2 separate regions of the Homo sapiens genome follow, and region 2 is linked to region 1. A link is a loop called in an ENCODE intact Hi-C map of the cell type or tissue named here. Cell type or tissue: MCF 10A. All regions are shown on one strand.

Region 1 (8,000 bases):
CCAGGACACTAGCTTTTTGTTCTGGTTCTATTATCAACTGGCTTTATTGCTTTAGGTAAACCACTTACCCTTTCTGTTTTATGAGAAACATAAGGAAACTAGAGGATACTAGTTCCCATCCAGACCCAGTGTCTGACTGGGCCAGACAACAGACTACCAATTTTTATTTATTATATTTAATTAAAGTGGGGCCCACCTCTATGCTAAGTTGGCCTTTCCTTTCCGTGAGGGGCTTCGACCATTATAAGAAACTATGGAAATTGTAATAATGTCTTTTTCCCCTAGCAATGTAGAAAAATAATAGATTAGAAATTATTAGTTAATGAAGTCTAGACATGCCCTATCCCAAAGCAAGGGGGCTGGGTTTGATGACCCTAAGGTTTTTTGTTTGTTTATTTGCTTTTAGTAATCTGATTTTATGATTCATCAATGTAATTATCAACTAACCAGTGAGAGGATTCTAGTTTCCATCCAGCCAATTAGAGATGAGATTAGGCAACTGTTCTTTACCCTGCAGTGGGGTTTGGGATAGAAAATACTTTTGACAAATACTCTGTACTTTAATTAAAGCTTAGCATTTGCTGCACAAAGGAAATAACTGACAATATATTATTATGAACTTACCTGCTTAGATAAATAAAGCTACACAGCGGGAATTTTGAAGACTTTGTTGGAACCATGAATTATTAGTCACCCGCTTTTCTTTGTTTCCCTAGTAACATTTGACACATGCTCCTCTCTCAGTCTCTACAGTTAGATGGTGGGATTTATGCCTCAAATGTGGCATGGATTTTTATTTATTCATGTATTTATAATTTTAATTTTAAAAATTTTGTTTATAATTGACATATCCGGCACAACAGTGTATTGGTGTGATGTTTCAATACATGCATACACCGAATAATGATCAAATCAGGGTAGTTAGCATATACATCACCTCAAACATCTATCATTTCTTTGTGGTGATAACTTTCAAGATGCTTTTTTCTAGTTACTTAAAATCTACAGTACATTATTATTAGCCACAGTTACCCTACTATGTAATAGAGCACATAACTTATTCTTCCTAACTATAACTTTGTATCTGTCAACCAAGCTCTCCCCATCTCCCTTTCCCACTACCCTTCCTAGCCTCTGGTAACCACTGTTCTAGTCTCTAATTCCATGAGATCAACTTTTTTAGACCTACATATGAGTGAGGTTATGTGGTATTTGTCTTTCTATGCCTGGCTTATTTCACTTAACATTACGTCCTCCAGGTTCATCCATGTTGCTGCAGATGATAGGATTTCATTCTTTTCACAGCTGAGTAGTATTTCATTGTGTATATCATCAGTTTATGGACATTTAGGTGGATTCCATATTTTGGTTGTTTTGAATGGTGCTGCAATAAACATGAGGGTGCAGATATCTCTTTGATATACTAATTTCAGTTCCTTTGAATATGTACCTAGTAGTGAGATTGCTAGATCATATGTTAGTTCTATTTTTAGTTTTCTGAGGAATTTTCATGCTGTTTTCATAATGACTGCACTAATTTACACTCCCACCAACAGTGTATTAGAGTTCCCCTTTCTCTGCATCCTGACCAGCATTTGTTATTTTCTGTCTTTTTGATAACAGCCATTCTAACTAGGGTGAGGTGACATTTCACTGTGCATTTGATTTGTATTTCCCTGATGATTAGCGATGTTGAGCATTTTATCATATACCTGCTGGCCATTTTTATGTATTCTTTTGAAAAATGTCTATTCAAGTCTTCTGACCATTAAAAAAAATGTTCTTTTGCTATTAAGTTATTTGAGTTCTTTACATATTCTGGATATTAACCCCTTATTGGACTCATAATTTGCAAATATTTTCTTCAGTTCTGTAGGTTGTCTCCTCGCTCTGTTGTTTCCTTTGCTATGCAGGAGCTTTTCAGTTTGATGTAATCCCATTTGTTTATTTTTGCTTTTGTTGCCTGTGCTTTTGAGTTCTTATCCAAAAAAACTTGCCCACATCAATGTCATAAAGCTTTTCCCCTAAACTTTATTCTATTAGTTTTATAGTTTTGAGTCTTATGTTTAAGTCTTTCATTCATTTTGAGCTGATTTTTGTACATGGTGAAAGATAGTTTTATTCTTCTGCATGTGGGTATTATGTTTTTTCAGCACCATTTATTAAAGATATTCTCCTTTCCCCAATGTGTGTTCCTGGCACCTTTGTCAAAAATCCGTTTATTTATTTTTAATTATTTTATTTTTATGCAACTCTATCATTTGCATTTCATGGACATTTGGGGAAGGTTAGACCAAGATTTGGCACTGTTATGATGAGCAGATTTGGGATGGGTGAAGAGGGTGTAAACACTTTACATTTTGTTGCTTCCTAAGGCAGTGGAGCTGGTTCTTACCAGTATAATTTGGGGGACAATGGAAAACTCATTTTTTATTAATGGATATGATTCTTTAAATTTCATCCCAAGACAAAGATTTATAAACCTGTCCCCTTTAAAATGCAAACATTCCAGTGAGGAGCAAAGCATGAAAATTAAAATCTTCAACAGGATTAGAAAGGAACAACTTTGCAATCTTCTAGAATAAGGCTTCTCAAAATATGGATCCGCTTAGTCTATTTCAGAGTGTTCATGTTGACATTTGCACTGAAGGTACAAAATAAAACTGCTGGTACTTTAATTTGAATAAAAGCAGTCATACCACATAACACTAAGAGTCATGTATTCTTCATCATTACACACTTGCACCTAAACACATAAGCACACATGCACACACACACACACACACACACACACACACTATCTTCACTTAAGAATGTCCTTAAAGCAGTAACATTTATTACTTTTATTAAATCCTGACCCTTGGGTACATGTGTTTTTAATATTCTGTAAGATGAAATGGGAAGTGCACATAAAGCAAATCTGAGGCTACTTAAGTACTATAATTATCTCAAGGAAAAATACTTTTGTGGTTGAGTTGCAAGCTGAACTAGCCACTTTTTTCATGGAACTCCATTTTTTCTTGAAAGCACAGGCAACAAATTGTGATTATTCAGACTTGAGTGTCTAGCAGGTGTTTCTCAAAAAAAAAAAATGAATTAAGCCAGACTCTGCAAGGAAAACAACTGACAGTATTTGTTGCCAATAATAAAATTTAAGCTTTTAAATGAAAATTCAAAGTTTAGAAAACTTGCATTCATCCTCATGAACTTGACATTTTCCTAATATTTAAAGACGTTGAAGAGATTGGTCATGATATTAAATAGTGAGATGTTTTAATATTATATAATGAAAAGTGTCAAAATGTGGAAGATCTGCATAACTTGGTGACCTGATATTTTCCAGATGACCAACACATGATGTTACAACATTATGCAGGATAAAAAGATCCATTCAAATTACAATATAGAACACTGGATTTAATGTAACAAAGCATGAAAAGTTCACTGATATGATTTCAGATTCCATATTGTAACTAACCTTTAAGAAACTACCATCTGTTTAGTTTAGTGTAGTACCAAAGATGAAAATCCACAATTATGAAAACAGATTGAATGTAGAAGCAAATATGAGAGTGCAGCTCTTTTCTGCTAAGCCTGATATTAAAGAGATTTGCAAACATGCAAAGCCATGCCACTCTCCTTGCTAAATTTGTTTTGTTTCAGAACATACAGTTGTCATGAAAATGTTATGTTATATGTAATGGGTTTATTAATGTTATCTCTAAATGAAATAACAAATGTTGATTTTCTCGGTTTTGATTTCTAAAATGGTAAATCTCAATAGCTCTAAGCCACATGTACAAATATGGGGATTCAATAATTTTTAACAGTATGAAGGGGATCAGAGATCAAAATATGAGGGCAGTGGTTCTAGAGCAAGCTTCCTGACTTCACAGGTGAGTAACTGAGGCCATGAGAGGGGATGTGACTCATTCACGGTAAGACAACTGTGATTAGATCACATCTTTGCAAACCACTGTTCCAATGTTTGTTTTTTCTACTACTCAACACTGTAAACCATGACTTCATGTGAATAAGCTAATCAACTACTGTCTGATGAGAAAGTTGGCTGGGAGAGGCTCTGATGTAGATCAGTGGAGACAGAGCTTTCTTACAGCATGTGAATGACAGGCCAGGTGAGAGGCCAAGGGGCCTCTTCCAGGCTCTGGGCACCTCCAGCTGAGGGGATGTGGGCTGAGAGGAGATGAGTGGCTGCAAGTGGAGGAAGAACATTACCTACTTCAGATTTTATGCCTCTTGCTCTGAAACGAGGTCAGCTTTTCCTTATCCCTTGGCTTTTCCCCCAGGGAGTTTGCCCGTTGGAAGGTGAACAACTTGGCTCTGGAAAGGAAGGACTTCTTCAGTTTGCCATTGCCTCTTGCCCCAGAGTTTATCCGGAACATTCGCCTCCTTGGAAGGAGACCCAATCTGCAACAGGTTACAGAAAATCTGATTAAAAAGTACGGCACTCATTTCTTACTTTCTGCCACCCTTGGAGGTAAGCAACATCACAATCCCAAGCTAATTGGTTGCCAGACCATTGGAAATAACGTTAAGACTCGTGTAGCGTAGCTCCAACAGTCTTATCTTCTTCCGGGCCTTTTATTGCCTGAGAAGTCTTTCTGGTGCATTTGAAAACAGTGCAGTCTCTTGACATCTCAATTTACCCCAGAACATCTCTATTTAATTATTCCCTGAGGAGGGGAAGTTGGGTATGGCGGTTGGAGGTGGACAGGCTCCTAACAAGCACTTGCCAGCAGGGGGCACTCCCAGTTTTCGCTCCGCTGAGTCACCCAACCCCTGAGGCTTCGCCACTTTCTAATGTTTGCTGTGGCTACAATGGTCAGACCCACAGGCAAAAAAGTCGAAGTCCCTGGAGTCCCTGACCCCTCTTCCTCTCTATAACGATTGGAAACTGTCCAAACCAACTCCAGTAGTTCTGGGCTGATGAATCATCCTCTTGTGGGGCGGAGAGTGGGGGTAGGGTGGAGCAATGTGGGCTAGGACCCAGGGCAGGATCAAAATCTCTGAAGATGCAGAGCTCCCTCTGCCCTGGGAAGAAGGAAGCAGGATTTATTATAACATTTAGCTCACTGTCCAATCGACTAAAACAAGCTCTCCCAGGGCTCGGGCCAGCTGTCGGCACGCGGCAGGTGTTGAGTGTTTGATGGGGAGGAGGGAGATGCCCCTTCAAGGCTTTTGCCCTTCCTGAGGGAGCAGAAAAAGCCACGAAGACTCCTCGTAAACAACTTGAGAGAGAGAATTGTGTCTCCCCTATGAAGATGGATTGCTTGAGACAGAGTTCAATAGAAGATGTTAAACAGATAAGCTGAGGGCAGGGGGACTGAGCTTTGGAAGAGGGCCTTTCAGGCAGCGAGGCCGCTGGCCTGTGGCTCCCTCTGATGAGCTTCTTCTAAAGATGGTAAGGGCTGGGGGAAGAGCTTGGCAGCAGGGGCTGCACTCTCTCTCAGCTGTGTCTATCTTGGCCAAGGGTTTTATGTTCCTATTGGTAGGGGATTCGAGAGCAGAGAGCGTCACCAATACACTCGTGTTGTTCACCATAGGAGAAGAGTCCCTGACCATTTTTGTGGACAAGCAGAAACTGGGAAGAAAGACAGAGACAACAGGAGGTGCCTCTATAATCGGGGGCAGTGGGAACAGCACAGCTGTGTCCCTGGAGACCCTGCACCAGCTGGCCGCCTCCTACTTCATCGACAGAGAGAGCACGCTGCGACGGCTGCACCATATCCAGATAGCCACGGGGGCCATCAAGGTAATGACCTGAGAGGTACAGGGAAGGGGATGGGGGAAGCACTGAGGAACCAGGGGGAGGCCAGAGCCTCAACCATCTCTAGGTCAGCTGGGCCGACTGATGGAAGAGGAAAAGAAGCTTTCTGATGAAGACACAGCCAGCCTTCAGACACGATGGGGTCATTCATTCCACTGCAGACACTCACAGAGCACCCACTCTGAGGCAGGCTACAGCAGAGGCACGTCTGTGAATGGCAGTCAAGGTCCCCATGCTCACAGAGGTTGCACTCTGGTGGAGGATGGAAAAACAACAAAGTTATTTCTAATGATAAATAAAGACAAGACAGAGTCATAGGTGTACATTTCCTGGGGCGTGGGGAGGGAGCAGCTCATACGATTATTATTAGATTGATCATGGAGGGCACTTTGGGGTTTAGACTTTGAGCTCTGAATGATAAGAAACCAGCTGTGTGGAGAAGTGAGCGGAAAGTGTTCAGGCAGACAGAACAAAGTACTAAGTACTTGTTCCAAGTAAGTACTAAGGCCTTTTAGCAGGAACCAGCCTGGTGCCTTGTTGGGGCACAGAGAAGACTGCTGAGATGATGGGGAGGTGAATAACAAAGAGAAGATGAGGTTTGGCTGGAGCCAGGTTATGTGCCATGAGAAGGAATTTTAATATAAGTGAAAGTGCAGTGAAAAACCACTGGAAAGATTTAACAGGGGAGTAACATGATCTCATGAGTGTTTTTAAGAGATCAATAGTTATTGTGACTTTAATAACTATAACCTTCATCATATCTTCTCTACTTACACCTAAGAGGTTTCTAGTAAAGTTCATGTTGTTTTAGGGAAAACCAGTGAAAATACTGTACTTGAGAATACAGTTTTTTAAAAATTCTAAGCAAAATGTTAAGGTACTGAAAATACTTCAAAGTTGTCTTATATCCTGCTTTTATCCCATGTGAAACTCACAAGCAAATTTTGTTTATTTATTAATTCATTCAATAAGTATTTACTGAGCACGTATTATTTGTCAGGCACTGTTTGGGGTCCTGAGAATACAAGAATGAACAAAAGCTGTAAAGTTCCTGCCCTGATAAAGCTTGAATTCTAATAGCAGAGAGATCATTCATAAATATACAGGCAATAGCTCATTTTGTTATGGTTTGCTTCATTGCATTTTGCAGATACTGTGGTTTTGTTTTTGTTTTTGTTTTTGTTTTTACAAATTGAAAGTTTATGGCAACGCTGTGTCAAACAAGTTTCCTGGCACTATTTTTGGCACTATTTTTCCAACAGCATGTGCTTACTTCGTATCTCTGATAATTCTCACAGTATTTTAAACTTTTTCATTGTTATTTTATCTGTTATGGTGATCTGTGATATGTGACCTTTAATGTCACTTTTATAATTGTTTTGGAGTGTCACAAATTGCACCCATATGTGATAACAAACTTCGTCAATAAATGATGTGTGCTCTGACTGGTCCACCAACTGGCTGTTCCCCTATCTCTCTCACTTTTCTCAGGCCTCCCTATTCCCTGAGACACAACAATATTGAAATTAGGCCAATTATTAACCTTAGTGGCTTCTAAGTTTTCAAGTGAAAGAGTCAGACATCTCTCACTTGAAATCAAAAGCTAGAAATAAATGATTAGGCATAGTGAGGAAGGCATGTCAGAAGCTGAGAAAGGCCAAAACCTAGGCCGCTTGCAACAAACAGTTAGCCAAGTTGCAAATGCAAAGAAAAAGTCCTTGAAAGACATTAAAAGTGCTAGTCCGGTGAATACAAGAATGATAAAAAAGCCAAACAGCCTTCTTGCTGATATGAAGGAAGTTTGAGTGGTCTGGATAGAAGATCAAACCAGCCACAACATTCCCCGAAGCCAAAGCCTAATCCAGAGTAAGGCCCTGACTCTGGTTAATTCTCTGCAGACTGAGAGGGGTCAAAAAGCTACAGAAAAATGTTTGAAGCTAGCGTAGGTTGGTTCATGAGATTGGAGGAAAGAACCCGTCTCCATGATATACAAGCACAAGATGAAGCAGTAACTGCTGATTTAGAAGCTGCAGCAGGTTATCCAGATCTAGCGAAGATCATTGATGAGGGTGGCTACACTAAACAACAGATTTTCAGTGTAGATGACACTGCCTTCTCCTGGAAGAAGATGACATTGAGGACTTTCATAGCTAAGGAGGGTAAGTCAATGCCTGGCTTCAAAGCTTCAAAGGACAAGCTGACTTTCTTCTTA
Region 2 (8,000 bases), 530 kb after region 1:
GCACAACTCCATCTAAAAAAAGAAAAAAGAAGTTTCTATGCCCCATTGTGCCTAGCACATAACAGGGGCACCATAAATGTTTGCTGAGTGTTATCTTAGTATTCATCTATATGCAGCCTCTTTTCTCTGCCTTCCATGGCACTTTTTACAAATCCTTAATGATCGTTTATAGTACTCTGACTTTTAGTTATCAGTGCACATTTGATTCCCACTATAGCACAATAGGATCACTGAATATAGGATCTGTGTATTGCTTGTCATTGAATCTTCTCAATAAATAGTTTATGAATGATTGCCTATGTAATCATAAGTACTGCATCACCACCCACTACCACCATCAGAATAGGATGGAAGGCCTAGGGCTTGCAACCGTGGGAGAAAGCATGCTGGGTTAAGGGTTACCAGGCCTGCATTCTGGCTGGGCATGGAGGCTCATGCCTGTAATCCCAGCACTTTGGGAGGCTTAGGCAGGAAGATCACCTGAGGTTGGGAGTTCGAGACCAGCCTGACCAACATGGTGAAGCCCCATCTCTACTAAAAATACAAAAATTAGCTGAGCGTGGTGGCGCATGCCTGTAATCCCAACTACTCAGGAGGCTGAGGCAGGAGAATCGCTTGAACCTGGGAGGCAGAGGTTGCAGTGAGCCCGGATTGTGCCACTGCACTCCAGCCTGGGTGACAGAGCGAGACTCCGTCTCAAAAAAAAAAAAAAAAAAAAAGAGGTCTGCCTTCTAACAGAAGCTGCTGTCATCAACTGGCTGAGTGGCCTGTGCTCAGCTGAAAGATGAAGGAATGGGTCGATGATCTCTACGGTACCTTCCATCCTTCAGACTCATCATCTTGGTCATAGATAACATTCACTGGATACTCGGCATGATTCAGGCACTGTGTTAACAACTTTATGTGCATTATCTCATTCAATCTTCAGCATAATCCCTTCAAGTACTGTGGCTATCCCTATTTTCTATAAAGAAAGCAGGCCTAGAGAGGTGAAATGACTTCCCAATGTCACACGGTGGCGGACTGGGTATGAGAACCTAACAGACTGACTTGGAAACCCACACTCTCAACTGCTAAGCCATACACATTCCTCTTCCACAGCCACACCTCAGGCTGTTGGATGCATTTCGGGGCCATCACTTCTCCCCCTGAACAGCTTCATTTTCCATTGTAGCCACATTTTTAGGAAATTGCTAAAAATGCCTTTGGCAGAGGGAGGCACGGCAGGCAGGCCTTGCATGCGTGCCTCACACTGGGCAGCTGTGAGTTTTCTCATGGTTCCAGAGTGGGCCTGAGGCACTAGAGCACTGGCCAAATTGCAAGGAATCCTGCGAAAGGATGAGAATCCCAGCAGGAAGTTACAGAGGGTGCCAGCCACGTCCCAGGAACATGTAGTTTGAACCACATTTGAGAAACCATCTGAGAAGGCAAGAAAAAGAAATGAAAAATGTCATTTTATCCAAAGAGCTTTGAGGAATTGTAAAGACTTTGACCATATTCCAGACCAATCAATCTGACAGCTGCTTCTGTCCAGTCTCCCCCATATTTAGTGTATGGACAAAGAAGAGGCTCACTCTCCAAGAGACAACAGTGCTACAGTTTTGGGGAAACATGGTACCTCATATGTGGGCCCCAAATACCCAAAAGGTGACAGAGATCAATGGCACTAATCAAAGAATTTAGGACAGAATTTTAAAGATATTTTTTAAAGAAACAGGCATAGTTTAATAAGGAGACAGAAAAATCAAAACTAAACCTCTGTTACAGATGTATCTGGATTTTTTTCAAAATTACAAATAACAACAGTGAACTCAAATACTGAATAATAAGTGCACGGCCCTCAAAAGTTATAGATAATAAACACATGCTACTTGTAAGGGAAAGGGGAGAAAAATACAGCCCACGTTTAGAAAGCAAAGTATCTTGAGGAGTTTGGCAGGAAGAAAGAGGAGGATTAATTAAATGTATGCAAGTGAAAGGGCCTCTCTTCTGAACCAAATGACCTTAAACCTAAGGCAGGAAAATAATAAAGAATGGGGTTTGGAGGAAAGTGAATGGATTTAATTGTCTCAAAGAGAAATGTATAAGTGGAAATCCAAGGGTTCTTTAATGTGTATGTGTGGGTGTGAGGTGTGTGTATGTGTGTGTGTGCATGCATGCGTGTGTGTGTATGTGTGCATGTGTGCATGTGTGTGTGTGCACACATACATGTGAAAGAGAGTTTTTCATGGTGACAGAAAAATGGAAATCAGTGGCACTAGGTGGCTGCCGTTCTCACAGTGAGAGTAAGTCCCATTACATCTCATAACAAACGAGCACAGTGAGCCTTCCTATTAGTATTGGGCAAATGATCTTCCAGATGTGCCTAAATCCAAACCTCACAAAAGGAGCCAGGCCATAGAAAGGCAGTTTGCTCTGAGGCAAAATGACATTTTTCATGCTTAAATCACCACTTCCCTCCTCCACCATCCCCTCTTTGAAATGCTGAATTGTTAGAGCAGTGGGCATTATAGAAAAACAGGCAGGTGGAGATTTCAGTTGGGCAGCTAGGAGCAGCCCATCTGCATTCCCCTGCCTTCCCAGAGCTCTGCCGCAGCTTCCCCACTGACCCCCTAAACCCCCACCGCTGGCTCCCTCCTGCTGCCCAACTCCTCTGACTCGGGCTCCCAGGAAATCCCACCTCTGCCCTGATTTGAATTGAAACATCACCTGTGGATCCAGCCCCGGGCCCTCTCTAAACCTGGTCAACTAGTCCAGTCCAGATCTTCCTGGCAAAGCCCAGTGTCCCTCTCACCCCCGGACACCCATGACAGGTCCAGGATTGGTGTGTGGTGAATGTGGACACGCCAGACATGTCGTAAGGCCATTTTGGATTATTTCCTCAGCTGCTTCTAAAAACAGCTGCTTCCTAACTCCCCATCTCTAAATATCATAATTCACCCAGACCTACAAAATGTAAATGGAATTTAATAGAAATATTAAAATGTAAAACTCTACACAAAGTGTGTGAGGGAGGAGGCAGGCTCTCCAGGAGATCTTGTACCTTTTCCTCAGTCCTACAATTACATCTTGGGGTTTTAAAAAAATCTGGGAAGATATTTAATGGATGAACAGAAATGGAGATGGGAGGAGGGGAGAGTAGAAGACAGGGAGGGAGAGAAACAAAAGTGAAAGGGAGGGTAGAAGGGTGGGAGGGAGAAAGAAGGGACAGAAAGGCATGTGCCCTAAGCGGCTGATACAATTTCCCAACTTGGCTCACAACTCCTCACTTTGAGCACAGTAATATTGCCACCTAGAGGCTTGAAAGTATGCTCCCGAACTTGGACACTCTTATGCAAGATTTATTTATTTGTGTAAGTAAACTCGTTATGGAGCTTTGAAAAGATGGAGACACATGATGGTGGGAGTGGGGGATAGCGGGGGTACTATCCAGAAAGTCAGCATCTAGCCATTTCACAGTGGCTAATATTAGTCACCTACTGTGTGCCAGGGACTGAGCAAAGTGCTAAGAGTACAAAAGAGACATAGTTTCTCTCCTCAAGGATCTCAGTCTGCGGAGGAGACAGACACATATATAAGTAATGCAGACAATGAAAGTTACCATAAATGTACAAAAACATTGTACACACAGTATAGGTGAATGGGAGATTAATTCTGACAAGAGGAGCTAGGGGAGGAGCTTGATCTAGAAAGAATTTACTGAAAAGATGGAACTAAGTGGGGTCACAGGAAATCTAGAGACTCAGGAGAGAATACCAGGTTGAGGTAACCATCAAATGAGGCGCCAGTCTAGAAAGGACACCAAGCATGCTCACTACGACTGGATTACAGGAAATATGACTCTTACCCACAGGTGGAGTGAAGAGAGGACAAAAACCAGGAGGATGAGCTGAACCGATTTGTAGAGGGCTTTGAATGCTAGGCTGAAGAACGTGTACTTTTTAAATTGCACAAGGACAGGGCTTTGTAACTGCTTTATTCACTCCAGTGTGCTCGGCACCTAGAATAGGGTTTGGCACTCAGTGGTTGGACAAGCAACATCTGTGGAATGAATGACTATAACAGGAAGCCCATGAAAGTTTTGGAGAAAGAATAATTGGATAAGATTTATGTTTCTAAAAAAACATAATTTGAGACAATCTGTAGGAACGGAAGAAGGATAGAGGCTCCATTAGATATCTGCTTCCAAAGTCCAAGAGGTGTGGGTCTGACCCAAGGCACGGTGGAGAAAATGGAGAGGGCTGAATGGCTGTGCACAATTTTGACAAAGTAGAATCTAGAGGACTTCAATACCAACACCAGGTATATGGGCTAACCCAGAATGATGGCACTGGCCAAGATAGGAAACGAAGAGCTGTTTGGGGAAGAAGATAATGAGTTTAGTTTGAGAAATGGAGCATTCCAGTTTCTGGGAGTAGAACCAAGTATAGATGCCTAGCATGCAGTTAAAGATAGAGTGTGGCGCTCTGGGCACACGCATACTCCCTGCACACACACACATGCACGTACTCACCTGATCTAAATACTACTGACATTTTGTTTACTGCTGTTAGAGAGAAGGAGCCTACACTGATCTTGAGAACCTAGGCAGCTGCTAGTTTTAATCTTGTGGCCTTGAAACCAAACAGCAGTGTTTATTTTGGAAGAGCAAGAAGGCTAGAGGAGCATCCTCAGTTTCCATATCTGGAAAATATGAATTACTGTAAAGATTGAATAATCTAACCCATGAAAAGTGCTTAACCCAGTGTCTGACACAAGAGATAAGTATGCAATAACTGTTAGCTTACAGTTTAATTTCTCATGTCTTGGAAGACCGCAAGATTAAAGTTCAAAACTTGGCCATCCATTGTATTAGTCCATTCTCACGCTGCTAATAAAGACATACCCGAGACTGGGTAATTCATAAAGGAAAAAGGTTTAATTGACTCACAGTTCAGCATGGCTGGGGAGGCCTCAGGAAGCTTATAATCATGGCGGAAGGGGAAACAAACACATCTTTCCTCACAAGGTGGCAGGAAGGGGAAGAATGAGACCTGAGTGAAGGGGGAAGCCCCCTATAAAACCATCAGATCTCATAAGAACTTACTCTCACTATCACGAGAATAGCATGGGGGAACCACCCCCATGGTTCAATTACCTCCCACCAGGTCCCTCCAACCACACATAGGGATTATGGGAACTACAAGATGAGAATTGGGTGGGGACACAGCCAAACCATATCATCCCCTTATCATCTGCATGACCTTGAAGAGGAAGACTGACCTCTCTTAGTCTCAGTTTGCTCTTCTGGTAACTGGGAAGAGTATTACTTGCCATACCTGCCTCACAAGATAAAATGAGATAGTGCACATAAATTGTTCTGTAAACTTAAAGTCAATTTATACATATTATGTATTATTTGTGAAATAGAAGATAATAGCAGAAAAATCTCTGAACTCCTTCAAGGTATTATGGTTCTAAATAAGCGTGTATTTTTTTAACACCCATTTACTCCAAAGAAAGAGAAACTTCTCTGGCCCCATTTAGCAAGAAATTCCTCACTTGCCACCTTTCTCCATTCCAGACATGCTTTCATCATAGCACATTTCCTTTATTCCATCTTCAATTCAGATTTAAAAAGAAATCTTTGAAACTCCGCAGCTGGTAGAACCACTAGGGAATCAAAGCAAATTTGTTCTCTCTTCTACATATTCCCTACGTGGCTGACCAATCAAATTCATACTGTTAATCTGAATTGAAAGGAAATAGGATATTATTTAAAGAAGATAAAGATAACCATTGTGGCAGAATAGGGACAAATAAGGTTATTCAACTTCTGACCCAAAAGATTTTTTGTTTGTTCTTTGCCCCGTTAATTCTCTCTAGAACATACCTGTAATGAAAAGCCAAGAACCTGGACAGCTGCTGGTTTTAGCCTTGTGGCCATCAGTCCACCTCTGCATCTGTATTTACAGGGTGAGAGCTCATAGAATCACTGGCCTGGAACACATGGAAATGGAATATGATGTGATTTTCTTCAGCCCGATTTACAACACAACACAGAAACTCTTTTTGCAGAGTTGGTGACCAGCAAGCATTTAGCCTAAGTTTAATCTCCCTTAGGAGCAGGTACCCACCATTCTGTGAAGGGCTCATGCCAACAATGGGCAGAGTAAATCAATCCTTGGAAGGCTCTTCTCTATTTTACCTTCCTGGTGACCTCCGCCCCCCGCCCACCTCCAACCCTTAACCCCACCCTTCTCTCAGAGCTGCCCCCTGGCGTTGCACAGAACGAACCTCTTTTTTCCTCTCAGCTTTCTCTTCTCCAAACTAAGTAGCCCTCTGTTCCCCAAGATGCCCTCTTATGATATATTTTGCTGCCTCAACTCATATCTAAATAAAAACTACATCTACAAAAAAGACTTGAGATTTCATTGTTATGTGTAAACCCAGATGGCCACTGTGGATTAACTCTCTGAAGGACCAGGACTGTACTGGATGATTACTAAGTAGCCCCACTCTGCAGAAGGACTGCATGTTTGTGTGATATTTTCTGTTATCACAGGCTTGGGGCTGATTGGTGAACTATTTCATACTACCACAGCCCCTCTGAGGCAGACAGCCATGACCACAATTTATAGAGGAAGGTTTGAGGCATTTTCAACTCATCTCAAACCAAATGTAACAGTGCCTCCCCTCCCGTTCCCATTTCTGCTTGTGGCACCATTATTCTCTCAGTGAGCCCCATCCTGGAGACGTAGACCCAGCTTCAAAGGCTCCTTCTCCATCCTCACATACTTAGTAAGTTACCACTTCCATCCGTCTTCTACCTTTACCTTATCTCCTGCATCCACTGCTCTTTATTTTGACTGCCGCCATATATATCCGCCCAAGTCCTTCTCGTGTTCAGAAACATCTAATGATTTTCAAGTTGCCTAATTTAAAAAAAAATTTAGGCCTAGTCCTCAATTTTCTCCAAAACCTAGCTATATCCAGTCTTACTAGCAAAGTCTTCCAGGGCTCTCTGTATTGGTCAGGTTTTTACCAGGAACCAGATGGCACACACACTCAAGGATTCAACTACAAAGAACTCACTTATTGGGACTATTTAAAGGAACCATCAAGGGAAGGTAAAACTTGGAGGAACCAGCAACCAAGGAGAAGCCCTAACTGTCCCTAGGTCTGAAGCAGCAAAAGGTAGGAACCATGTCACTAGATTACCCCCATGACATCTGGAGCTAGAGGAACATGAGCCTAGACTGAAGTGTTGCTAGAGAACTGGAGCCTCCACTGGAACCTCAGCCAGCTGGGGATAGGGAGGAGGCCCATGAGAAGAAAGGGAATAAAGAACCCATCTCTCTTTATTCCCATCCTCTAATGGCTTGCCATCCCTCCTATTGTTCAATTCCAATAGGAAACCTCAGGACAAGGGGGCCCATGTGATCCAAACAGAGAAGTCAGCTTCCTGGGACACAGAGCAAGGATGAGAAAAGCAAAGAATAAAGCATAGACATAGTGAGCATCAGGAGAATAAACGCACATTTCATTGCTTGTACCCTATCTTCCATCAAAAGCATGAGCTCACTATTTCCTAATTACATACACAATTTCCTGATATTGTGCTTTGATTCACACCACCTCCTCTCTTTGGAATGCCCTTCCCTGCAGGGGAGACTTGCTTGGGGTCATTTGAGAGGCACTGAGGGTTATACATTCATTTAGAAGACTCTTATTGCATGCCTAATACACACAGATATATTTGGTAAAATGACAGAGGATAGAGGAAGAGGGCAGCTACTGCAGGCAAGTCCTCAAAGGTGGGGCTCATCACAAGGAGGGATGCTCAAAGGAATCCCTACAGGCCCTCAATATACTCTGTAAAAAAGGAGAAGCAGGCTCTGGAAATGAAAATATAGACCTGTGTGTGATGACGTCTTTCACTGGCAGCCGGAAGGCAAAGTCCATCTCTCTCAGCACCTCATATATCTCAGGTCAGGGGCTCACAGCAGGACCACTAGGGA

Evidence for each region. Hi-C counts contacts between places; a loop is a spot of excess contacts. Peaks named below come from ENCODE experiments on the same cell type or tissue, not always from the same donor. Only the 100,000 strongest peaks of a DNase experiment are listed, where the experiment ranks them.
Region 2: it touches region 1 in a loop (8-fold over the local background); 34 of 110 quality-filtered maps call a loop at or near these places.

The regions. Positions count from the first base shown.
Region 1 is chr1:177,251,612-177,259,611 of GRCh38, forward strand. It overlaps BRINP2 (BMP/retinoic acid inducible neural specific 2), which reads left to right. Exons shown (of 8, transcript NM_021165.4): 3 at 4,308-4,498; 4 at 5,565-5,773. LOC105371625 (a long non-coding RNA gene) reads right to left here and starts at 4,428. Exons shown (of 3, transcript XR_922299.4): 1 at 4,241-4,428. RefSeq lists an enhancer at 3,869-5,068. In MCF 10A, a CTCF peak has its summit at 4,717 (motif pointing right); DNase peaks (open chromatin) are centred at 4,000 and 4,890.
Region 2 is chr1:177,777,007-177,785,006 of GRCh38, forward strand. No RefSeq gene overlaps it. Among named protein-coding and RNA genes, the nearest start is that of LINC01741, 80 kb to the left of the region's middle. In MCF 10A, a CTCF peak has its summit at 3,312 (motif pointing left); a DNase peak (open chromatin) is centred at 3,285.